5 separate regions of the Homo sapiens genome follow, and regions 1, 2, 3 and 5 are each linked to region 4. The links are chromatin loops, found by intact Hi-C in ENCODE. Cell type or tissue: GM12878. All regions are shown on one strand. Region 1 overlaps LNPEP (leucyl and cystinyl aminopeptidase). Region 2 overlaps RIOK2 (RIO kinase 2). Region 3 overlaps CAST (calpastatin). Region 4 has its middle 8.0 kb from the start of ERAP2. Region 5 overlaps LNPEP (leucyl and cystinyl aminopeptidase).

Region 1 (5,000 bases), 120 kb after region 4:
TTGGGGAGTTCCTTCAGACCTCCAGTAATTGTTTGTGGAGGCCTGGGGAGTTTCTTCAGACCCTCCAATAAAACTTATTTAATCCTAAATGGGTCCTGTTAAAAATTCCTTCATTATTTTGTCATGCTTTAAGACCCAGGCAAAACTCTTGGTGGGCTTTTGTTAAATTCCAGCCTTTGTATAAGGGCACTGGCTTTTAATATTTAACTTAACCACTCAGCCAGTACTGAAACAGTTGTTATGGAGGCCTGCGTTAGTGAGATCTGGCTTGCCACACTTGTGTTACCCACTCTTTCCAGAGTATACTTTCTTCCCTTCTTCACCTTTTCAAATACTCATCTTTTTAGGCCCTCTTCAGGTTTTCTGCATGTTTCCTTATAATATCTTCAACCTCTAGTCAGAATTTGTTTCCTTCCCTTTGTTCCCATTGCTTTATTTTCATTGTTAGGACATGACTTACAGCCTGATGTAAGTTTCTGTTCATTGTATAAACCTCTGCCTTTCCCAGTTTATTGCAGATCCTTTAGTAACTAGGATTGTAACATATTTATCTTAGTATACTTGGCAGGGTGCCTTGTACAGTAGGTGCTCAGTAACTACTGGATTGAATTTGTGTTTGTTTTAGGTACTTTGCAGCAACTCAGTTTGAACCCCTGGCAGCAAGATCTGCTTTTCCTTGTTTTGATGAACCAGCATTTAAAGCCACTTTTATCATCAAGATCATAAGGGATGAGCAATACACCGCTTTATCAAATATGCCTAAGGTACTGTTCTGTTCCTTGAATGTAAAAATCTTTGAATGGGTCTCTTTCTTTAAGAACACTTAAATTCCTCTTTGCCAGACTACAGTTGAGAATGATTAAAATCATATACATTAATATTCTTCCTTAAAATACTTAAATAAAAATTAAAATATATTGGCATCAGTTGGGAAGTCACCTTGAGGAGGACTTGAGGAAAGAGAAAGACCTGCTGGACTTGGAATGTGTGGATAGGAAATGTGAGTGTGCATTGTATATTAAGTTGTGCAAATATTAATACAATGAACTAGCAAAAGATTAGAGTAATATTTTCTGAGACAGGATGAATTTGCTATTCTAAACTGTTATTTGAGAGTGTTGAATAATAACTCTTTTTGGTGTTTTATTGGTAAATGAAAAACCAATATTGTTATAATATGGAGATTGACAACTAGAACAGGAGCCTCTTTCTTAGATGTTAGCTCTGTGTGGGATGCAGTGAGGGTGAAACCAATAATTGTTTTTATGCCAAACAAAACCTGGAGCCTAGGGGGTCTTTTTTTGTTTTTTTTTTTTTGGTCTTAGACACCTGAGGGACTGTGCAGCTTGATAGGAGCCTCCTGGACCCATGTGGCTAAGGGAGAGGAGCAGCAGCCATACCCAGCAGGCTATGGAGCCAATCCTGTAGGCAGCAGAGAGCATAATCTGTAACAAGACAGCACTGTACCAGCTTACTCTGCACACTCAGCCATACTCTTCACCTTCATCTTTCTCTAAAGAGGCAGATGCCTACTTTAATTTGTGGTTGGAAAATTCTATAAGGTTGCCTACATTCCCTCATTTTGTGTCTGCTGCAGACTTCTCTAATGACTTACTACTGACTTTGTTCCCACTAAGCTTTCTTGGGGGTCCTCAACATGGCACCCCATGAAGCCATTTCAGATCATTTGAAGGGATGTCGCAGCTAGAGCTCCTTCTGTGGATGTATTTGTAGCAGTAGAGTGGAGCAATCCCAGGTCATAAGGAAGGATTTTGGTTTTGGAGGTGTTCTAATGGGAGAAGCAGAACCAATGTGACTATCTTTAACTTAACATTTATTTGGTCATCTTTGGGACTAAAAACTCCTTGAGGAGTTTCACTGTGCTCCATATGTCCTCAGGATGAAGGATGGTACAACAGACTGAGACTAGGAGCCATGCTCTTTGCAGAAATTCATACTGAGAGGTTATAATATGCTAGCATCTTTACCATTTATTTCCTATTTGAATTTTCAGTTTCTCAGTTTGTTTGTTATTGCCATTTATTCCTATAGTTACAGAACTGTCTTTTCCCCTTTGCTTGTAGAAGTCATCAGTCGTTCTAGATGATGGACTTGTTCAGGATGAGTTTTCTGAGAGTGTGAAGATGAGCACTTACTTGGTTGCTTTCATTGTGGGAGAGATGAAGAACCTGAGTCAGGACGTAAATGGAACCCTGGTATGTTGATGTGGTAATTGTCTGAAAGCCTGTGTCACAAGAGGCTCAGAGGACCTCTTGCTTTAACGATTCCTGGTATTTGCTGTGTGAAATAAATAAGCTTTTAGATCACACTCTGACATTTTATACCAGAAATGCTACTTTTTTGCTTAGCTGTTATTTACTGTTACTAGTTTAATAGCTGAAAGTCAATAATTTTCAAGTTTTAAAAAATTTTACTTTTAAAGAGAATTTTAGTAAGACACTATATGTATACTAAAGCTTTTAGAACTGAGTGGTAGCCACTAGCCTTAGGGGGAATATTTAGATTTAAATAAATAAAAATTAAATACAATTTAAAATTCACTTCCTCAGTCTCACTAACCATATTTCAAGTGTTCAGCAGTGTTCATGTGACTAGTGGCTACATATTCGATAGCTCTAGGTTGTAAAAATTAGATGAGTCCTCCCTTTTTTCAAAGCAAATCCTGATGAGATTCCTCTTCCTAATGAATAAGATTGTCTATTTAGTTAAGGGTCTGGTTTATCTGTATTTTGCCAAAATTAGACTCTTCTGTTTTTCTTTATCATTTGTACCTGTTTGTAAATGATTATTTGATTGGACTTTATACTTTGATTTCATAGTAGAAACCTAATAAAGTTAATTTTTTCAAATACTGACAACATAGAAGGAGAAAAGGCATTCTATCATATTTATTAAACTAAAAACAATTATTCTTGATGATAGAAATATGATAGAATGTCTTAGTTTCTGTTTTCGTATTTTTGAGCTCTACCAGGGAATATACTGCTAGTTTTGGGTTTCCTTTCTAGACTAAAGAGCTTTATATTAATCACAGGATACTTGGATCTTATCATTTTGCTACTTCAAAAGGGTATATGTTTCCTATTAGAAAAGACTATCACGTCTATCCCATACCTTTCAGAGATAAGGACAGAGATAAGGATTCTCTGGTGATTTATCAGTAATAATACTGTATGCCTTTAATGATGCTACTCAAAAAGTAAACTAAGTTTTTAATGGTAAGTGTAGACTGTAATATTAAGCGCTAAATAATGGTTCACTCACCTTTGGATTGAAAGACTTTATGTCAAGGATTTTTCAGAATCCTTTCAAAAGGATATTATAACTGGCTTAAATCTGAAATAATTCAATTAATTCCACTTCAGGTGTTGCACTACATATTTAGCCTTTGATTTAGAGTTTGCAGCCTTGATAAAGCCTAAGAAGCCCAATCTAAAAGAGTCAGGTTTGCTGCTGCTTCAAGACTCAGCTGAATACTACGTTCTCCATGAAGCATTTCTTTCTTTCCCCAGCTGGAATTAATCATTCCCTCTCTGATCTTTCATAGCACTTTAATTATCTCTTTTTTGTAGTTCTTAATACTCATTGGTATAAAACCCCCAGCACTTTTTATGTATCCCAAAATGTATGCAGTCTTGGCATTTTCCCCCCTTCTTTTCTTCCTTCCTCTTCACTCTCTCTCTTCCTTTTTCCCCCTTTCTCTCATCTGCTGTGTTTGCTTCACACTACCTGTAGGATTACATTCAGATTCATCATTTGATAATCAAGGCCTTCCTTATAAATTCAGCAATATTTCTTTTCTTGTTTAAAATTTATTTTTTCCACCCATCTGCACACTGATCTTTCTTTTTTCTTTTTCTTTTCTTTTTTTTTTTTTTTTGAGACAGAGTCTCGCACTGTCGCCTGGGGTGGAGTACAAGTGGCACAATTTCGGTTCACCACAACCTCTGCCTCCCGGGTTCAAGCAATTCTCCTGCCTCAGCCTCCTGAGCAGCTGGGATTACAGGTGCCCTCCACCACGCCCGGCTAATTTTTTGTATTTTTGGTAGAGATGAGGTTTCATTATTTGGCCTGCTGGTCTCTAACTCCTGACCTTGTGATCCGCCCGCCTCAGCCTCCCAAAGTGCTGGGATCTTTTTTAAAAATTTTTTTAGTGACAGGGTCTCACTCTGCCACCCAGGCTGGAGTACATGGTGCAATCATAGCTCACCGTAACATTAAAGTTCTGGGCTCAAGTGATTCTCTCCCAAGTCATTGGGACTACAGACAGGCACCTGCCACCATACTTGGCTAGGTGTTTTGTTTTGTTTTTTTAATTTTTTGTAGAGGCATCTTGCTATGTTGCTCAGGCCAGCTTAAACTCCTGGGCTCAAGCAATCCTCCTGCCTCAACCTCCCAAAGTGCTGAGATTACAGGTTTAAACCATACTTCTGGCAAATTCAGCTATATTTCTAATTGCCTCATTATGAATTCTTTCATCTAGGCAAGCTGAATTATTCATTGCCCACATACACACTGCATTCTCATATATGTGTGTGCATGTGCATGCTTGTGTGTATGTGTGTGGAAAGAGGAAGAGATAGAGAAGTTTTAGATGACTATGTTTTCTTTTTTGCTTTTTATTCCTGTATTAGGAAACAACATGGTTAAACATAGACTCTGGAGTCTAATTGGGTTGAAATCCCTCCTAGACAGCTTACTAGCTATGGGCCCTTAAGTAGACTGCTCTCATCCTTTCTCAGTATATATATATATGTGTGTGTGTAAGTGTATAATATTTGTGTATATATGATATATATATTATATAATATATAATTTATATATAATATATTGTATATTATATATAATATATAATTATATATAATATATAATATATTATATATTATATATAATTATATATTATATATTATATACAATATATTATATATTATATATAATATATAATTATATATTATATATTTATATATATTATTATATAT
Region 2 (5,000 bases), 290 kb after region 4:
GGCCTGGAATCAGGGACCTCAAAAGCCCGCTTGGTCCTCTACTCCACTGTGGCCAAGCTGGTACTTACAGTGCAAGGCAAAGTCCCCTTTATTCTTCCCTCTCCTTTTTTTTTTTTTTTTTTTTTCAAGCAAGAGTCTCTGTCTGTAGGCACCACAGCTGGGAATATGCAGGGTCACACCTGAAGCCAGCACATCTCTGAGTTGCACCCAAGGCCTATGGTGAGTACTGCCTGGCTATCACTGCTCACTACTCAGGGCCCAAAAGCTCTTTAGTCAGCAGGTGATGAATCCTGCCTGGACTGGGTCCTTCCTTTTAAGGCAGTGGGTTCCCTTCTGGCTCAGGGTGTGTCTAGAAATGTTGTCCAGGAGGTAGGGCCTGAAGTGGGGGCCTCAAGACTCTGCCTGTTGCCCTGTGCACTATGGTTGAGCTGGTATCCAAGCTGCCAGACAAAGGCCTCTCTACTTTCCTCTCCTCTCCTCAAAAGGAAGTAGTCTGTCCTGGAGCTGCAAGCTGTGCTGTGTGGAACTGGGTGAGGTGGCTGAAGTACTCCTTTGGCCAGCCTGGTTGGTTTCTCACTAAGTCATGTGTCTTCCAAGTCCACTGATTCCACGCCCAGCCCAACTTGTTGTCCAGAAATTGCAGTCCTTGTGGCCTAGACTGCCTTTCAAGCTTATTTAGGACCCAGAGCACTTCGGCCTGTGGTGGCAAGTCTTGCCAAAATTCAGGTGTTGACCACTGAGACAGGCAATTCCCCTCTGGCTGGGGCTGGTCTAAATGCTCCCTCCATGGGCACTGAGTTCTGTCTGGTGTTGCTTTCTGCTGTGACAGGGCAGCACTGAGTTTTAATGCAAAGTCCCACAGTCACTGCACTCTTCATCCCCCAAGTGCACATTCTCTTGCCACACCATGTGGCCGCTGCCAAGGGATGGGGGAGTGGTGGCATCAGCAATTCAAGACTGTTTTTCCTACCCTCTTCAGTGCCTCTTTCAGTGGTAAGTTAAAACTAGGTACTGTGATCTCTCATCTGATTTTTGGTTCTTATGAAAGTGCTTTTTTATACGGATTGTTGTTCAATTTGGTGTTTTTGTGGGGAGAATGATTGGTGGAGGTTTCTATTTGGTCATCTTGTTCGGCCTCTACTGCAAAATGTTAATATTTTTAATGTCATTATTTACAATATTAAGGTAAAAGAAAAACTTGCAGTCTTTAAAATCTAACAACATAGGTTTTGTGAATGACACAGTTCTCTATAAAAGTATTGTAGCTTTGGAGTTATCCCCATACTCCTGGTTATTACACAACTGTGTAACCCATGGCTTTTCTGAACTTTAATCTCCAGCCTCCTTACACAGGTGCATAAGATGGCTCCAGTACTTCATAAACTAAAGCAAGGGCGAATTAAGATATGGCCTGATGCTCTCTAGGGAGATGTTCTAAGGAGGGATAAAGAAGACTGGGCATGGCGAACTGTAGCCCACCCAGAGTGCTGAATCTGTGACAGTGAAATAAACCTACACTTCAGAAAGTGCTCTGAGAACCTAACATAACTCATCCCTCTATCCTTTGTAAGTAGCAACCTGGAAGGCAGCATCAGGCAGAGTTTTTTAATTAGACAGCTATGTATTTTGTCAGAAAATTTACTAAGCAGTTGGCTAAAAGAATGATTATCTCGAGCTGCACTAACTCTGATTAGTATCCATTAAACATCTATGGTTTTGGAGAAACCTCAAAGATAGCCAGCTATGTGCCAAAGAACAGACCAATGGCTATCAATACCACAAAGTTAGCACAAATATAAACCGCATAGTTTGTAGGAAAAGTTTATTTAATGGGGAGACTAAGACGATGCAAGATGGTTACTAGAAAAACATCTTTCAGTCTGGATAAATACACAACAAAGGATCATAGCTGAAATACCAGTGACCATCACAATAGGAAAGGTGGTCAGCTTGTGGAATTTTCCTTTTGGTAACCTTAAGAAGTCATTTTAGCAGTACTAACCATACAGTATATGTCAGGCACTGTAATAAACTCTTTACAAGTGGTACTTCATTTAGTCTTCACGACACTGAGGTATACTATTAAATGTCCCCATTTTACAAGTAAAAAAATTGAGGTTAGAGAGGCCACAGAAGGTACCTGAGGTTTGGGAAGTGTAGAACCAGGATTTAAATCTGGAACTCCTAGGCAAAAAAAAGTGTTTTAACAATCACAATATACAGCTTTACATTAGTAAAATTTTGAATTTGTTTTTGTTCATTGTTCACTATGCATGTTTTAAAATGTGAGGGTTATAGCTTATCTGTTAGGACAAACTCTCTAACTTCTAATTGATGGCTAGCCAAACATATCTTCAAAAAATAACTATTATAATTATACCTTAGTTTTCAACAACCAAAACAACATATCCAAAAAAAACTAAATTCCTTAACAGATCATTTATTAGTAAATCTTCAATAACTAGCACTAATCTTTGCCCAAATGAGGTAAGGCCTCCATTTCTGATTGGAATAATTAATTCCTTGGCCCACAAGAAATCTTAGGCTATTAAAGGTAAAAATCATGTTTGTCTTGAGTTTCTTAATAGTAATGGGCTTTTTATGTAGTAGATACTCAAAAGTCAACTGAGTCAACTAGGTAAAGCTGAGCAGGATAAGGCTTTATTCCCAATTTGCTTTCATAGCTCTGAATATAAGAAAATGACTCCAAAATAAACATTCTGTGGTTCTATTAAGCTGTTTTCAACTTTACATTATAAAAATGCTTAAAAGTTGAGAGATTATACAAAATGAATACCTGAATTCAAAGATATATCTAAAATGCAAAGCAAGGGTATTTAAATATTTGAATGTCAGGTAACTTTTGAGGGAAGAGGAATTGGCATTTTCTAGCTTCTATATATTTAAGCCAATTTATTAGATAATTACAGGTCTTGCAAATAGCTAGTAGAGTTAATTTGGCAAAGGTGAAAGGGAATCTGCTGTCTTTATCAATCTTGGAAAAGTCTGTACTATATTCCCTCTGGTAGAACATAATTAGGGATGCAAGTAATCCTGTTTGGTGACTATGGGGTGATATTGCCATCTAGTGGCCATTTTTCGCTGCAAGTGATCCCCTTTTCCGACTTATGCGGCAATGAAGAGACAATAATCAGGTGCATACACTTAAGCACTCATCTTTACATCTCACTGAATTATAAAGTCCTTGAGGAAGGGACCATGGCTATGTATTTTCTTTCCTGCATTAGGTATTTGTTAACCTTGAGGTGAGAACATGTTCCGGACCCACTTATATAATAAGCATATGAGAAAGAACATTTCATTCCTCATTCTACTCCACCTTCCCCAACCCCTAACTCTTCTGCTACTCAGGCCTGCTTACAAGCTGCCAACTGTAAAAATTGTGGTAGACTATCTCAAGTAAGTTTCCATTCTCATGACCACATTACCAATGTAAGTGGCACAAAACAGATTATTAATCAATTAATTAAGCAAATTGTGCATCACTGGCTTATCTTTACTTCCAAAGGCTTATCTTTACTTCTAAAGAAAAATAAGACAGTGAAGTCCTCCAGTTGCCAAATAAAATGCAACCAAATTGTCAGCAGAATTTCAGAATCATTATGATTCTAATAGCCATGTTTTATTGAATGCTTAAGAATGTGCTAAACATTGTTCTAATTGCTTTATGTGCATTGTAGCATATCATCCTCAACAAACAGAAAACAACAAAAATGTTATTTAGATTTTTAAAAATATGCAAATGTCTCTAATAAAGTTACGTAACTGTAGTTACCCAAATTACTTTGAAAAAAATGGACTGCTTTGGCAGGTAATTATTCTTTGCAAGACACATACTGAATGACCAAATTTATAGATGAAAGAGGGTTTATTTATTAATATATGATAGCCTTGGCTCAAAAAAGACAAATGAGGGCTCAAAAAGGAATTACAGTAACTTTAAAAAATATATTAAACATATCCAAGATCCTAAATATATTATTCTCCCCAAAAGCTGGCTGCTTCCAAACTTGATTTGATATTTTGCATGTTTTCCCTACGTTGCTTGGTAAATATATTTGCTTCTCCTTTCTGCAATCGACGTCTGACAGCTGATTTTTGCTGTTTTGTCAACTGACGTTTCACCTTCTGTTTCACCAGTTCCTGGAAAGATTTCATAAATTAGTATTACTGATAATGAACCATTTCAAAAAGTACACTGCTAATATCTGTTCTATTTATATATTGACACCATGAATTTTAAGATTCCAAACACTGACAGTACTATATAGAAACTGTTATATAGGAGAAATTAAATTCCAAACAGAAATACAGATTATATAGCAAAAAATATAGTGTATAGGCAGAATTTTTAAAAAATTACCATAGTGCCACCTAGTGTCCATCATGAAAACTGATGGAAAAAACAAGATGAAACTGCTTGTTCCTCTGCTTTTTAGGTTAAAAGTAGGCTTTTAGAGTAGATTTTGTATAGAAAATTATTTTTGAAAGCATTCAGTATTGCTGAATATATCCAAGAATGCCTTCACAGTTTCAGCTGTAGAATTGACCTGATGGTAGCAATCACCCATGGAAAAGTCTTCATATGTCTTTTGATCATAAATTCAAGTTACTTATCAGTTAAGATACACTGTGCAAGTCACATGACTTACAAGATGAATAAGAAATGTGAAATACTCAGTTCACAATGACCTTTTCTTTCTCTGAAGCACTACAGTCTGTTATTTAATAACTGTATATAACCTTGTATCATTCAACTTTTCTCCTAAAAAAGAAGATAGCTGCAAAACTCTGCAAAGCCAGGAACAAGGGTCTTCTTTTTTTTTTTGAGACAGGGTCTTGCTGTGTTGCCCAGGTTGGAGTGCAGTGGCAGGAACACAGTTCACGGTGGCTGCAACCTCCTGGGCTTGAGTGATCTTTCTGCCTCAGTCTCCTGAGTAGCTGGGAATACAGGTGTATACCACTACACCTGGCTAACT
Region 3 (5,000 bases), 110 kb before region 4:
GTACACAACAAGGGGGAAGACCCCATTATGAGTCCTGTGGTTTAAGTGCAGTCACTTAAATGAGGCGGATTCGTGGACAGTTGAACAATGTCAGTCATCTTTGTAGCAGGCCAGGATTTGAAAGAGTATTCAACTAAACTTCATTAACAATTCTAGAAAATCAAATTCATGCTTCTCACTCATCCATGTGCACTAGCCCATTTATTTAGCAGACACGGGAACTAGACTGAACTATCCGTGATTGAAAGTTTATTATTCTGGAAACCTTTATATTTGCTTCCTGAGTTTTACAATTCAGTTGCAGCCATAGCGTTTCTATTAATTTGGGCTCATTTGTACATTGCTTTGCAAAGTTCCTAGAGAGCATGCTAAGGGCCACATGTTCTGTCTCCACTGAGTGCCCATTCAGTAGAGGCTGGTCAAGTGCAGGTAAACTCTCTTCATGATAGGTGATTGGTTGGTGATTTGCTCTCTCCCTTTACTGAATTTAGTAGTAGTGTTTAAGGAAGCAGTTGATTCACAGTCCCTGATCACTTTATTCTGTAGTCATTTCATCCTCCTCTGACTTACCTCACACGTTATTAGTTACCTATTAATAACATTTTCAGGCACTAGCTTCATCTCATTTAAATCCTATGTTGGTATTCACCAGCTATGTTCCCATCAGGTCTCCTCAGTGAGATTTGGCTCCCCGAGGGCAGGCCACAACCTCCCCTTCCAGACGCAGAATGACGCAGTGATGGAAAATCGATTTCAGTTTGAGTAGGGAGCAAAAGTGCTCCCAGAGTCCCAGGCATCACTTAGGAAATTTTCTGCCTTTACAGCTAAGAGATGGTGGAGAACAAGCCCAGGTTCAGCTTTCCCCTGTACCTGAAGAATGGTCAGAAGGCAAAAGTCAGTCATGAGGGAAACAGGTGATCCAAGTTGAATATCCCTCATCTGACATGCCTGGGGACCAGAACTGTTTCAGATTTCAGACTTTTCTGGATTTTGGAATATTTGCCTCGTATCTGTTGAGCAGCCCTAGTCTGAAAATCCAAAATGCCCCCGTGAGCATTTCCTTTGAGTTGTCAGGTCAGCACTCAAAAAGTTTCAAATTTTGGAGCATTTAAATTGTTTTCAGATTTTCAGATTAGGGATACTCAACTTGTACCTCTAAACCATTGCACTTCACATTTTCAATGAAACAAAAACCAACCTTAACCAGTTTCTCAGGTGAAATATTCATATATATGTATATCTTTGTATTTACTTATTTTTGTGTAGGTGGATAAATGGGATTTACTATTAGTATATAGATCTCCTTTTACTAAAGAGCCCCGCATGCTTTCTTCATTTTGTCGTGTTACTCAAATGTGGCACTTGGAGTCATAAACAGCTTGACCTAATCTGAACCATAAGTTGCAGAGCGTTTCACTGACAGGTTAAACTCCCTGAGGGCAAGGCCTTTGTGCGATTTTCTGTTGTATTGCCAATGCTTACTTAGGTCAGGGCTTGGCATGTAGTCCTTGCATATGAGTTAGATGTGTGGCTTACAAGGTTAACCAGCATTTTCCAGACAACCTCTACAAAGCCCACCCCCATGTAGGTAAAGGGCTTATCCCACACTGTCCTGCAAACCCCAGTCACAGCACCACATACCACACTATGCTGACTTTCACGTTTTCCTGCTGTGATAGTCTCTAGGCTTCTGAGGTCACAAGCCATACCTCATCCAGTGTGCAGCCCCCGTGACTCAGGAATGCCTGGTGCTTGTGAGCTGTTTGTTGCCATGAACTAATTAGAGCATATTCTCTGGTGAGAGAATCCTTCGTGACATGATGGATCTAATTTAAAATGTACAACAGCAAGTATAACCTGTAGACCCTTTGTAATGTTTACAAGGTTTCATACTTTGGATAAAATGTAAAATGATTTCATGCCATGTGTTTTCCCCCCCGGATAGGATAAAGATGGAAAGCCACTCCTGCCAAAAGAGTCTAAGGAACAGCTTCCAGTAAGCAAACCAGTTTTCTCTGAGGATATCTTTTCCTTTTGGCCCTGATTGCAATGGTGTTTGTTGATACATTTCCTGGTTCTTGCAGCCCATGAGTGAAGACTTCCTTCTGGATGCTTTGTCTGAGGACTTCTCTGGTCCACAAAATGCTTCATCTCTTGTAAGTCCAAAACTCTTGGTTTTATTTCTTTAGTTTTTTTTTTTTTTTTCCTTTGAGATGGAGTCTTGCTCTGTCATCCAGGCGGGAGTACAGTGGTGCCATCTTCAGTCACCGCAACCTCCACCTTCCAGATTCAAGCGATTCTCCTGCCCCAGCCTCCTGAGTAGCTGGGACTACAGGGGTGCACCACCACACCCAGCTAATTTTTGTATTTTTAGTAGAGACGGGCTTTCACCATGCTGGCCAGGCTGGTGTCAGTCTCCTAACCTCATGATCCGCCCACCTCGGCCTCTGAAAGTGCTTGGATTACAGGCATGAGCCACCGCGCCTGGCCTATTTCTTTAGTTTTAGAGTGGCAGAAATAAATGGAAACTGGTGACTTAGAATCTGACTTGGGAACTCAGGAACAATCATAAAATTAATGGCCCTCAACCCACTGTAGCCATTAAAAATGTGTTGCACCATGAAATACTGTCCCAACATAGTGGATGCTTTTATTAGTGTAACTAATATCAAGTACCAGTACCCCTATGAAAAGAGAATTTAAATGTAAGCTTATCCAAAATTACTCCTCAGACAACTTTACCTATTGATATTTCTACAATTTATCATTTCCCAAATTGCCTCCTAAGGGAACTTAGCTCCATGTGGAATATAGAGTCCCTCAAAGGGAACTCTGTTACTCGAAAAGTTTGGACAATATTGGGTAATGTTAAGCAGGTTTCTCTACTGTAGGATTTTCATGGCTTTTTATATGCAAATATATAGTGAGTCTGTTAGAGTTCCCAAACTTAATAACTGCAGAACCTTTTCTTGTGGGGTCTGGTTTATCTGTTTACTGGGAACTCAGTTTTTAAACCACTGAATGTATTATTAGCAGTCAGTTGGAAAGGGATTAACAGTTTCTATGACAGTGGCATGGAAAATATATTTATATCAGTTGGAGAATAGACAGAATGACAACTAGAAGAAATAATGATTCTTTGGAATTGCCTGAAGTTGTTACTTTTGCTGAATGAAGCAATAAAGCCCCTCAAAGAAGAGCTTACTAACCAGAGCATGTTATTCTCTGTACCCCTGTAAAAGCACCGTGCTGCTCAGTCACCTCATCCCGTGACCTTCCTCTCATCGTCTTCCATACAGACCACATCACAGCAAAGCACTCCAGCCTTGATTTAGAAACCATAAGACATGGGGAAGAATACAATGTGAGGAGTACGCCAGGAATGTGGAGTCATAGCATTACACTGAGGCAGAACAGATGAACAAATAGTGGGGAACAAGATCTCAATTCCCTTCCTCCTCCTATCATTATTATTATTACAATTGTTAGGGTTGTTTTTTCTTTTAGAAATTCAAAGATTTGGAAAAAGTAACAATGGATTTATATGCCCCCTTCAAAGATATGTAGCAGTGAAATGGTGAGATGAAACAACCTTTAAAAAAAATCTTACTCTTAGAAAATTAGCAAAGGAAACATTAGTGCCAACAATATAGTTAATAAAGTAGAAATAACTAATCATCATGAGAACCAAATAATCAAAATAGTTATTTAGTGGAAAGTTTCAAGAAATTTGGGGGAGAAGTATCACATATGGCTCATAATTAGTGTTCATCTGTAAAAGAGTAGCTCCTGTACGTACCATGCTCTTTGATATAATAGAACAGAAATGCTATATAAAAAGAAACACTTAAAACTATTCCCCTAATAATACTGAGATCACATTGATAATAGACTATTTTAAAACATCAAAGATATTACAAGAAAAAGTCTTTGAGAAGCAGTCAAAGCAGTATTCCTGTGATACATTGTCATAAACACCTTTATCAATAGTAGAGAAAGAGAAAAAGAGAAACCTGATAAACTAAATGCTTATTGAATTTTAAACTGAAATTTCTAAAAGTTTTAATAAGGTAGCCACCAAAAACAAAGTAGCAATAAGCATACCAGGAAATGAAAATAGCGGCATGAAAGTTAACTGGCCAATAGTTGTTTCTTTTGAAATAACAAATACTTTATAAAATACTAGCAAATATAAAAGAGGAAAAAAAACCTTACAAAAAATACAATTAAATTTTAACAGAGTAATATAATAATATAGAGATCAACTAAATTATTGGTAGTTTAAAGCCAATAGTCAGTTGGCTTTTATGAATTTTTAACATTTTACAAAACTGATAAATAGAGAAAATAATCTTACTAATAAAATTTAACATAAATGTGAGAAAATACAATAATCAGTACAGAGCACAAATAAATTATTAGGAAACACTATGTACAACAATTTTCTAAGATTAAACAAAAATATTAAACTGCGTAATTCACAAAACCTAAAAAAAGACTGAAGAAAATATTGCAATGATTTTCAAACTGTCCTTCTACTGAAGGTTTAAAGATGACTCTAACTGTTGAACACTCAGTTCTTATGTGGCATAAATATGTCATGAAAAAGATGGGGTCACATAGTTGCTTCTATGAGTAATTATGGTGCTAATCTTAAAATCTGACAAATATAACGGTATCAGCTAAAGTTACTTAAATGTGTAGATGTAAAAATTACATACAGCATACATAGAATATAACAAACAGTTAAATTATTTGCCATTATAAGTATTGATTCAGTAGCAGGAAAACTGTCAATATATTGTAGTGGTATATCAAATAGAAACAAATAATCATGTCCATGTAAAAGATCTATTTAAAATTTTACATATACTCATATTATAAATAAAAACTTTTTAAAAAGTAGGCAATCCCCTAATCTGTTAAAGAGTCTTTAGTTTTCAGAATCAAATATTCAATATCATGCTGGAGGCATTTTCCTTAAAAGCAGAAACTATGAA
Region 4 (5,000 bases):
ATACTTACAGCAATTGTAACATCTATTTGTAACATTACTATTCTATGTATTTACAAAAGGAGCCATTTAAAAATGAAATATAGCTATTAGCTTAAACAAGTACAAAGCCTAGTAGTGTTATCTACATGCTTCATGCTTCCAGTGTTATGCCTTATTCTCTCATTATGCCAAGCCTGTACTTTCTCCTTTGGTAAAGTGATCACATTTTCTGGTTCTCTTCCCCTTCCTAAGTGTCAACATAATCTAAACTCTGCAATTAATGTGTGTACAAGCTGTTTATACTTAATGCATCCCATATTTTGGTCTGTGACTCTTGCCTTAAAGAGCCAACTTTTAGGCTAATCTCTACGTTCTTCAATATTCATATCAATTTTAGTAATAAAAACACATCTGTGTGGAAAACAAATAGACAAACATCAGTGTTTGTAACATATAGTAGTAATAGTGATAATTATAACCAACATTCATTAAGGATGTTTATTTAACATGTATGCCCAACCCGGTTGATACGCCATCCCAGCTCTGCCCCAGGGCCTGAGTTGTTTTTCTGGGTGCAGTTGCTTTAGTAATAGCCAATGTCATTCCCGCAGCTATAAAGCCATAGTTCCTGCCATTACAGCCACAAGAAACTTGGGAGACATCACAAGGCACCTTCTAGGAGAGACCTCGTACATGCACACTAGCCAGCCTGGAGGCTGGTCAGCCACCAGGAGGGACCTGCTGACACAAGCTGGAAGTGCTGAGGAGTTGATGTGCTATTGACAAACAGGAGAAGAAGAAGTCAGCAGATCATTTGTCCACCTTTTACTCTATAAATAAACCATTCTGAAGCCAGGAGTTCCATACTGCCTCTCTGGGGATGTCCCACAGGACCAAGCAACCAGCTACGTTTCCTTGATGAGTGACTGGGTCATCAGTACCTAGCTTTGTGCTTATTTCCCTCCTTCTCTGCCTGCCTCACTTCCCTTTTTCCCTGCTTTACCTTTCTGATATTTTTTTTTTTTTTTGTCAGAGTCTCACTCTGTTGCCCAGGCTGGAGTGCAGTGGTACAACCTTGGCTCACTGCAACCTCCACCTCCCAGGTTCAAGTGATTCTCCTGCCTCAGCCTCCCGAGTAGCTGAGATTATAGGCACCCGCCACCATGCCCAGCTAATTTTTGTATTTTTAATAGAGACGGGGTTTCATCATGTTGTCCAGGGTAGTCTCGAACTCCTGAGCTGAGGCAATCCCTCTGCCTCAGCCTCCCAAAGTGTTAGGGTTACAGGCATGAACCACCGTGCTGGGCTTCTCCCTGAGATTATACCCTGTGCTTTAGTTATGGCTGCATAACAAATTAACACAAAACTTAGTGGCTTAAAGCAACAATAATTATTTACTATTTGTCACAGTTTTTATAGGTCAAGAATTTAGACAGGGCATAGCTAGGATGACTCTTCTCTGCTTCAAAATGTTGGAGTCTTAGGTGGAATTCTTGAAGGGTGGCGTTGGGATGATTTGAAACTCATTCACTCACTTGTCTGGTATTGGATGCTGGCTGTCACCTGGAAGTACCTAGCTGGAAGTATCTGCCAGAATGCCAACAAGTCATCTCTACTTGTGGGCCTGGGATTCCTCATAGCCTCATGGCAGGTTCCAAGGACCAGCAGAGAGAGACAGAACCAAGGAGAAGTAGTAGTTCCAAGAAATATTTAACAACCAGCTCTCATGGTGGGGAAAAAAAAGGTACTGCTTTGTATAATTTGTTTATTTACCTGCTTTAATACTCTATGTGGGCTGGGTGCAGTGGTTCATGCCTGTAATCCCATCACTTTGGGAGGCTGAGGCAGGCGGATTACCTGAGGTCAGGAGTTCAAGACTAGCCTGGCTAACATGGTGAAACATTGTCTCTACTACAAATGCAAAAATGAGCCAGGTTTGGTGGCGAGTGCCTGTAATCCCAGCTACCTGGGAGTCTGAGGCAGGGAGAATTGCTTGAGCCCAGGAGACAGAGGTTGCAGTGAGCCGAGATCACACCACTGCACTCCAGCCTGGGTGACAGAGCAAGACTCCATCTCCAAAAAAAAGAAAAACAAACAAACAAACAAAAAAACTCTATTCTCAGGCTACCAACTTGAAGTCACTGACCCAACATTGGAAAGAAATGTATACAATCAGTTCTCTCTTAAAAGTCAGCCCAGCCCTCCATGTGCACAGAAGCCACCTCCCTTCTATGACCTGCTGCATATTATTGAAGGCAGTTACAAAAATCTACCCAGATTCAAGGGGAGGAAACAGAGACCTCACTAACAAGAGCAAATGAGACTGGTTATCGGTGTGGCCATCCTTGGAAATACAACCTACCACTCCTTCAGTAGAGCATTAATACCTAAACTTTGCCTTATGCTGTCTTTTGTGGGGAACTTTGACTAAGGCAACACAGATATATCTCTTTTCATTCTCACAACAGCCCTATGAAGTTTGTGCTATTTTCCCAACATTTGATAAATGAGGAACTTAAAACTTAGAGAAAAAGTGTCTTGCCCAAGTCCACTCAGCCATTCAGGAATTGAGCTGGGATATAAAGAGGGAATGTTTTATTTAAGATCCTGAACTCCTAACCCTAGGCTAGTGGTTCTCAAATTTTAGTGTGTATCAGAACCGTTTCAAAAGCTTGTTAAAATACAGATTTCTAGACGTCACCCCGAGTTTCCAATTAATTCCATTTGGGAAAGACTGAGAATTTGCATTTCTAACAAATGTTCAGTATGCTGCTGATGCTGTTGGAGGGGCAAGGCATACTCTGAGAATCACTGCCCTAGGCTCTACTAATGCATAGTTATTCAAGCATTCAAATTAGATTTAGTAATGGTATCATAAAAATTCTCACCCCCAGTCCTCAACTTCATATATCGAAATCCAAGCCTACCTATAAATCTGATTATCTTAAGTCTGGGTTGTATACTCGTAGAATGTTATTGCTTTTTGGATTGTGTGATTTGCCTCAAGATGTGTGTTTGCACAGTGTTAGCTCTACAACACAGGAGTCTCTGCAGTTACACTTGTTACCACTAGATGAAGCTCCTGCTGCTTTTGCTTTCTTCGCTCAAGAGAACTTGTTGGTTGGCTACTAGATGACACTGATTGTAATTTAAAATGCATAGCTAGGGTTACACAGAGTTGCTTTGCTCTGAAGATAGAGTGACCTGTCTTATTAGTCAATAAAATTCAGAAAGCTAGGTGGTAAACTGTACATCATGGCCTGAAGGCTGTAATCCATAACTTCTCTAGTTGATAACTGCTTATTTAAAAGTATGTACCCATCACCCTCTACCCTCCACTGACTAGTTTTATACCAAGTGTTGGCTTCAGAGAGGTACAAACAGAGGACACTCATGAAAAGAAGAAGACTCTATTTACTCCTGGATGAAAGTTGAGAATTAGCTTACTCAACATATTTCCAAAGTACAACCATGAGCCCACTCATATTTATTTAGTTTACAGATTTATTAGAAAATAACAGGTAGATTCAGGATTTTTATAGAAAAGGATGGTAGAAGGAGCAATCTGTCTGGAACAAAGGGCTTGGGGTTTTTTGCTGTATTCAAATATCAAAAAACATTGTCAAATGGCTCTGGAGAGTTAGGAAGACAGCTGAAGGAAACGAAGAGTGTTGAATTAGGGAAGCCTAAACATAAGTCTAGTGAAAACTCCTCAATAATCTGACCATGAAGACTGTGGAGCTATTGTAAGGTGATCAGACATCTATCCACATTGAAATGGTTCGGAGAAGAGGATGGGTGCCCAGGCAAAAGGCCCAGAAAAACCTTTTTGGAGGCTTAGGGAAATCTGCAAGTGGGACAGGGATGGGGGAGGGTGCTGCCTTTTGCTGTAATGGCACAGTATGTAATTGGACCAACCCTCCCACTGAAGACAATTGTAAACACAGACAAAATAGAAAAAGATCTTTAAAGCATAAAAGTCTAAAAAGATAGTGAAGAATTACTAAGCTAAGATTCTAGAAAAGTTGGAAACCCAAAGAGGTGAACGAGGGATTCCAGAAATTCCCCAGGGGCATTTGCAGATTTGGAAGAGGAAACCAAGAGGCAGACTAAGCTTTTGATAGTAGGACCAGGGGCTGCAAAATCTGAGAGCTGCTGAGAGTAATGAGAAAGGCAGTCTCTGACAGCCAGGAGCTGAATGGGCACTCACAGCCAGACCTCAGTGTTCTCCTGTTGAACACAAACAATTTCATGGAATATGAACATCAGACACAACCACTCTTGTGACTCTGATGGATCAAGACAAACACAAGCCAACTCCATAATCATGTCTGAACACAGGCAAACATGAACGTTGTCCAAACCACAAAAATGACCAAACATCTTCAGGTCCTGGCTAATATGAATGACTGCTGTTTCTTCACCAATTTCAGCCTTAGCCTTTGTCTAATCTCTTAATAAGATACGAAATCATAGAATCACCCCCACTTTCTTAGAACATTTAAACCAAAACGAAGCCCTGCCCCATGAAACTCTCATGCAAATCACCTATAACATCCCATAATGACCCCTTTCTGACACTCTCTTTCTGAGATGCCCCAGGGCTCCCCAGGGTGTTTTCCCTTGATGTAGTGAGTTAATAAACCCAGTTGGTTCAAAAATCACCACCAAGCTTTTTGCCTAGTTGGGTGGTGGATTTTTCTTTTATTACTATGCTATTGAGTTTTGTGCTGGAACACAGATAAGTTACTTGAGAAGTTTCATCCTTTTGGATCCTGCTTTTAAGATTTGTTAGGCAGGACCAGAGCAGAGACTTATCTGCTCCCCACTACTGAGGTAAGACACTTTAGCACACTCTACCCATTGGCCCATTCATCTTGAGGTTCTCCAGTTTGATGGGTAGGCACAAGCACTACTTCTGTCTCTGTGCAAGCACCAGGCTTTGTTCCCACTAATCCTTTTCAGTGGTTCAGTTTCTGGCAACGTTTATTTTCTGCTCATGTGCATATTGATCATTGATC
Region 5 (5,000 bases), 130 kb after region 4:
GGAATTAAGTGCATCCTGCATGATTCACTGGGAGAGGACTTGGAAGTTTGTGCCTGGTTTCCTCTGGACTTTGTCCCATGCATCTTTTTTCTTAGCTGATTTTACTTCATATCTTTTCACCGTAATAAATCATAGCAGTGAGTATGACTATATGCTGAGTTCTGTGAATCCTTCTAGTGCATCATCAAACCTGGAACTGGTCTTGGGGACCCCCACATGAGATATGAGATTGAGAGAGATACGAGATTGAGATAAAAGGTTGCTTTGCATGTTCAAGCACCAGCAAGGATCCAGTGTTATCTGAAGTAGAGTAAGCAGAGGAGAAAGTAGTAGATGAAGTTAGAGGGACTGTAAGAGGCCAGATTATTATAGGGTCTGCTAAGCCATAGTAAGGACCTTGATTTTATTCTAAGTGAAACGAAAAGCAATTTGATCAGGAAAGTACCGTGATATGGCTTATTTTGTAAAAGATCACTCTAGTCTTCAACAGTACATGGAGTAAAGAGGACTAGTTAGGAAGTTATTGTAATAGATGGGTGGCGAGATAATGGTAGCCTGGACAAGGGTGGAAGTTGTGAAGGTGATGGAGGTACAACTGGACTTGGAGTGTGTTTTAAAGATTGATCCAGTAGAATTTGTTCATGGATTAGATATGAAATACGAGAGAGGGGTCAGGGTAACTTTAAGATTTTTACCTGAACAACTGGAAAAATGGAGTTGCCATTTGCTGAAATGGAGAAGACTGCTTTAGAAGTAGGTTTAGGGAAAGAAGGGGGAAGAAACTTCCATTTCTAAGTGACTATGAGATATGGATTAGATATCCAAATGGAGATACCACACAGGCAGTTGGATATGGGTCTGAAATTCAAGGGGGAAGAAGTCTGATTAGATATATAAATCAGGGGATCATTTGGAAACCTTGGAGTTGGGAGATCAACTAGGAAGGAAATTTAGATAGAGAAAAGGGGTCCAAAGATCAGATGCAAGGACACACTTTCTTCATTGGAAGATGAGGAGGATTCAGTAGACGAGACCGAGAAGGATGGCCAGTGAATAGGGAGAGAATCAAGAGTAGTGTCTTGCAGCTCTCAAGGAGGAGCAGGTGATCAGTTATATCAAATGCTATCAATAGGTTGATAAGATGAGCCTGAGAATTCACATTTGTATGGCACCAGGAAGTTTACCAGTGACCTTGATAAAAATACTTCCGGCCGGGCATGGTAGCTCACGCCTGTAATCCCAGCACTTTGGGAGGCCAAGGTGGGTGGATCACCTGAGGTCAGCAGTTCAAGAACAGTCTGTCCAACATGGTGAAACCCCGTCTCTACTAAAAATACAAAAATTAGCTGGGCGTGGTGGTGGTGCCTGTAATCCCAGCTACTCAGGAGGCTGAAGCAGGAGAATCGCTTGAACCCAGGAGGCGGAGGTTGTAGTGAGTGGAGGTCGCACCACTGCACTCCAGCCTGGGTGACAAGAGTGAGACTTCATCTCAAAATAAATAAATAAATAAATAAATACTTACAGTAGAGTGATGATTAGAAGATGGCTCAAGAGAAAATGGAAAGAGAGCAAATGGAGATGGCAAATTGAGGACAACTCTTTTGAGGAGTTTTACTACAATGGGGGAACAAAAAAACAGCACGGTAACGAGTTGGTAACGAGGAGGGTGAAGTTAGGGAAAGGTAGAGAGTCTTTTATTTGTTTAAAATTAGGAATGTTACATCGTTTTTGTTTTGTTAATGGGCATGTTACAGTATGAAGGGAAAAGTTGGTGATGCAGAAGAGAAAGGACTGTTGGGGACAACAGTGAGTACTTAAATTTATAGAACAAGTAATAGCTATGAAGTGTGATACAGAAATGAGAGTAATAGGTAATAATTTAGTTATGTGTACAATAATCTTGACATTACTACATTTTTATCAAAAGTGAAATTCATTCAAAAACTACTAGAGTGCCTACTATGTAGTGGGCATTGTTTTTGTCATTGGAGTTGAGTTTTCACTTTTTCCTCTCAGCTTACTGCATAGATGAGGAAATAAATGTGTAACAGATACAGGATGCCATATAAATTGTATTGAAGATGGAGAAATGTGATTTCTATTTCAAACCGGGAAGGTCTTCACAGAGGAGGTGGTGCTTATTTCAGGATTGCGAATGATGACAAGCACATCAATGGATATAGTGTGGCCTTAATATTATGCTCCCTGCCCTATACATTTGTTAGTTCCAAGCATTTGAAGTGACTCTGCAGGAAGAAGAGAGATTCTGGTTACTTCACAACACAATATACTAAAATAAGAAATTAATGACCTACCTAGCAGGGAGACTTTTGAGAGCCTTGTCAATTTATTGTGTCTCCAGCACACAATAAATTCAATGGGTGATTTAAGCACTGGGGATGGAGGTGTAGGTGCCACAGAAAATTTGGCATGTTTTTCTATTAAAATGTTTTTATAAATACTTAGCTTTTCAACACTAACATTGAAACAGTGAGTATACCAATAGACCACACAGAATGACTCATGGTTAGAATAGTGCACATGGGAATCTACTCATTAATTCTTTTTCAAATCCTTTAAAATAATTTTAAGACAGTTGAACACAGTCCACATCTATATGAGACTAAGTAGCAGTATATTATAACTAAGTTCTACATATGAAAGTAAATTTTTAGAATGACTGTAGTTTGAATTTTAGATTCCCAATTCGATAATCTATAGTATTCTATTATTTTCTTTCTTTTTCCTCACTTTTTTTTTTAATAGGGATCTTCTCTCTTGTTGATGTTGAAAACTTACCTTAGTGAAGATGTGTTTCAACATGCTGTTGTCCTTTACCTGCATAATCACAGCTATGCATCTATTCAAAGTGATGATCTGTGGGATAGTTTTAATGAGGTAAGTGACCTGGGTAATTTATTTAGCTCTTACTGTAAAAAGAGAGGAGTTCGTCTATTTATACTTTTTAGCATGTGTGTAAGTTAATCTGTGGTACAAAGCATAGTTATTTAAGAAAGGGGGGGATGGAGCTTGCTATATAAATATTTATGAATGGAGCACTAAATTTTATGTCAAGAAATGGGAGTGCTGTTCTTAGTTGTTGGAAAAGACGTGTGTGGGCTTGGGTAGCCAGTTGTTTTTTTTTTTCCTGTACCTTAACTTCTATTCCTATTTTGTAGGAAAGTTGTCTTCTCCGTATTAATGAATATTACTATATTTTCATTATTTGACTTTTTTTCCAGAAATCTCTTTTCCTATCCTTACCCTTTTAGTTTTTCTGCCTCTTTTGAATGATTCTGTACTCTGCTCTATGAATCTCTTGCCTTTGTGACTGTTCCTCCAGAGTAGATGATACATCACAAGCTGACTGCATATTATCCTTGGATGATTTTGCTGTTGGAATTTTGTCATTCCTGGAAATATTCTAGCAAGCAGTGTAATTATGTAGAAGTTACACTTCAAAGCAGCACATGAACCCGGGCTGCTTCATGCATGTATACTGACTGCAAAACCCTTATAAGCATTTGTGTTTGTTACCCTGATTTAGATTGATGGGTCATAATACTTTGAAAGATCACAGATTTGACTGAGCGTGGTGGCTCACGCCTGTAATCCCAGCACTTTGGGAGGCCAAGGCAGGCAGATCATGAGATCAGGAGTTCGAGACCAGCCTGGCCAATATGGTGAAACCCCGTCTCCACTAAAAATACAAAAATTAGCCAACGTGGTGGCACATGCCTGTAGTCTCAGCTACTTGGGAGACTGAGGCAGGAGAATCATTTGAATCTGGTAAGCAGAGGTTGCAGTGAGCCGAGACTGTACCACTGCACTCCAGCCTGGGTGACAGAGCCAGACTCTGTCTCAAAAAAAAAAAAAAAGAAAGAAAGATCACAGACTTATTTGGAAATTTGATGAAAGTTCTGGCCATATTACTCAGAAAAACCACATATGTGCAGAACATCACACACAGTTTCAAAGTTTTATTGACTCTAGGTTAGGAACCCCTGCTCTGGATCTTTCTCATACACTCTTTACTGCTTCTTTGCCTCATCTGAATCCTGATACTTTCTAGCTGTTAGTCTTTTGCCCAGAAGATATACCTTCCCTACTCTCTGAATTCTCTTTGAGAACTTATTACCTAACAGTTGTTCCCAAATCATTGTTTTTTTCCTCTGATCATATAGTAGTATTTCAATTGAAAGCCACATTGTTTACTTTATACTTACTGTCTTAATCTGTTGGCATTTAGAACATATTTCTGCCTTTCTCATTGACTGCAACTTTTGCATCATGGTGTTTTTCCATCCCAAACTAGTTCCTAACATTATCCTCAGGTTTTTCAGCACCCACATCAAATTATGCATTGGCCTCTTCACTTCAATACTGCTTCGACACCCAAAAGCACCTTGGTTTTAGGCAAGCTTATTTTCTTCTAATCCTCTGGTTCAGAAATAAATAGGTCAGAGCCATGATAAATACAAGTTTAATTAAAATGGGAAGATTTGCTCCATCCTTTTGTGCTTTAAATAAATGGGCATATGGTGATTGAGGTGAGGCCTGCCATAGTAGAGTGATTTTATCAATTTAGGTACATCATGACTTTGTTGCTTACAATTCAAATTCATATATAATCTAGAAAAATAATTTGAATCCTGAGTTTAACCCACCTGCTTTAAAGAGACTGTTGTTCAAAAATTGCTTCTTAGTTATTGATACTAGATGTCTTAGGGGCTTTGGGCCTTAGAGGGTCTGCAAAGCTCTGACACTAGGTTCTAGATTTTATAGATAACTTCATATATTTTCTGGGAAAGAAGGGCTGTGACCACTAAAGTAGTTTACCACTGTTTTCTAGAAAGACTTAAGGCAACTGACCTGTTCATATGTCACTCTTCTGCTGCCGCTGCTCCCTGGCACTCCCACAGTATTAGGTCCTAAGAGACTATCATTGTGGAGGTGGAGGGTAGGAGCATAAAGAGAAACCCAGACTCAGGTGCTTCACA

What was found. Hi-C counts contacts between places; a loop is a spot of excess contacts. Peaks named below come from ENCODE experiments on the same cell type or tissue, not always from the same donor. Only the 100,000 strongest peaks of a DNase experiment are listed, where the experiment ranks them.
Region 1: a loop joins it to region 4, with 2.8 times the contacts of the local background. A loop is called at or near these places in 34 of 110 quality-filtered maps.
Region 2: it touches region 4 in a loop (7-fold over the local background); 89 of 110 quality-filtered maps call a loop at or near these places.
Region 3: a loop joins it to region 4, with 2.4 times the contacts of the local background. A loop is called at or near these places in 22 of 110 quality-filtered maps.
Region 5: it touches region 4 in a loop (5-fold over the local background); 31 of 110 quality-filtered maps call a loop at or near these places.

What each region holds. Positions count from the first base shown.
Region 1 is chr5:96,984,455-96,989,454 of GRCh38, forward strand. LNPEP (leucyl and cystinyl aminopeptidase) reads left to right here. Exons shown (of 18, transcript NM_005575.3): 3 at 626-764; 4 at 2,085-2,216. Among named protein-coding and RNA genes, the nearest start is that of LNPEP, 51 kb to the left of the region's middle. In GM12878, no CTCF peak of the experiment used is centred here; no DNase peak of the experiment used is centred here.
Region 2 is chr5:97,159,062-97,164,061 of GRCh38, forward strand. RIOK2 (RIO kinase 2) reads right to left here. Exons shown (of 10, transcript NM_018343.3): 10 at 1,806-4,164. The coding sequence ends at 4,000. Among named protein-coding and RNA genes, the nearest start is that of LIX1, 19 kb to the left of the region's middle. In GM12878, CTCF peaks have their summits at 3,099 (motif pointing left) and 4,403 (motif pointing left); a DNase peak (open chromatin) is centred at 3,120.
Region 3 is chr5:96,755,499-96,760,498 of GRCh38, forward strand. CAST (calpastatin) reads left to right here. Exons shown (of 32, transcript NM_001750.7): 23 at 1,946-1,996; 24 at 2,085-2,156. Among named protein-coding and RNA genes, the nearest start is that of ERAP1, 50 kb to the right of the region's middle. In GM12878, no CTCF peak of the experiment used is centred here; no DNase peak of the experiment used is centred here.
Region 4 is chr5:96,866,020-96,871,019 of GRCh38, forward strand. It overlaps a transcript of ERAP1 not described here. Among named protein-coding and RNA genes, the nearest start is that of ERAP2, 8.0 kb to the right of the region's middle. In GM12878, a CTCF peak has its summit at 3,044 (motif pointing right); DNase peaks (open chromatin) are centred at 3,098 and 4,587; H3K4me3 peaks cover 764 bases; H3K27ac peaks cover 1,098 bases.
Region 5 is chr5:97,000,649-97,005,648 of GRCh38, forward strand. LNPEP (leucyl and cystinyl aminopeptidase) reads left to right here. Exons shown (of 18, transcript NM_005575.3): 9 at 2,767-2,898. Among named protein-coding and RNA genes, the nearest start is that of LNPEP, 67 kb to the left of the region's middle. In GM12878, no CTCF peak of the experiment used is centred here; no DNase peak of the experiment used is centred here.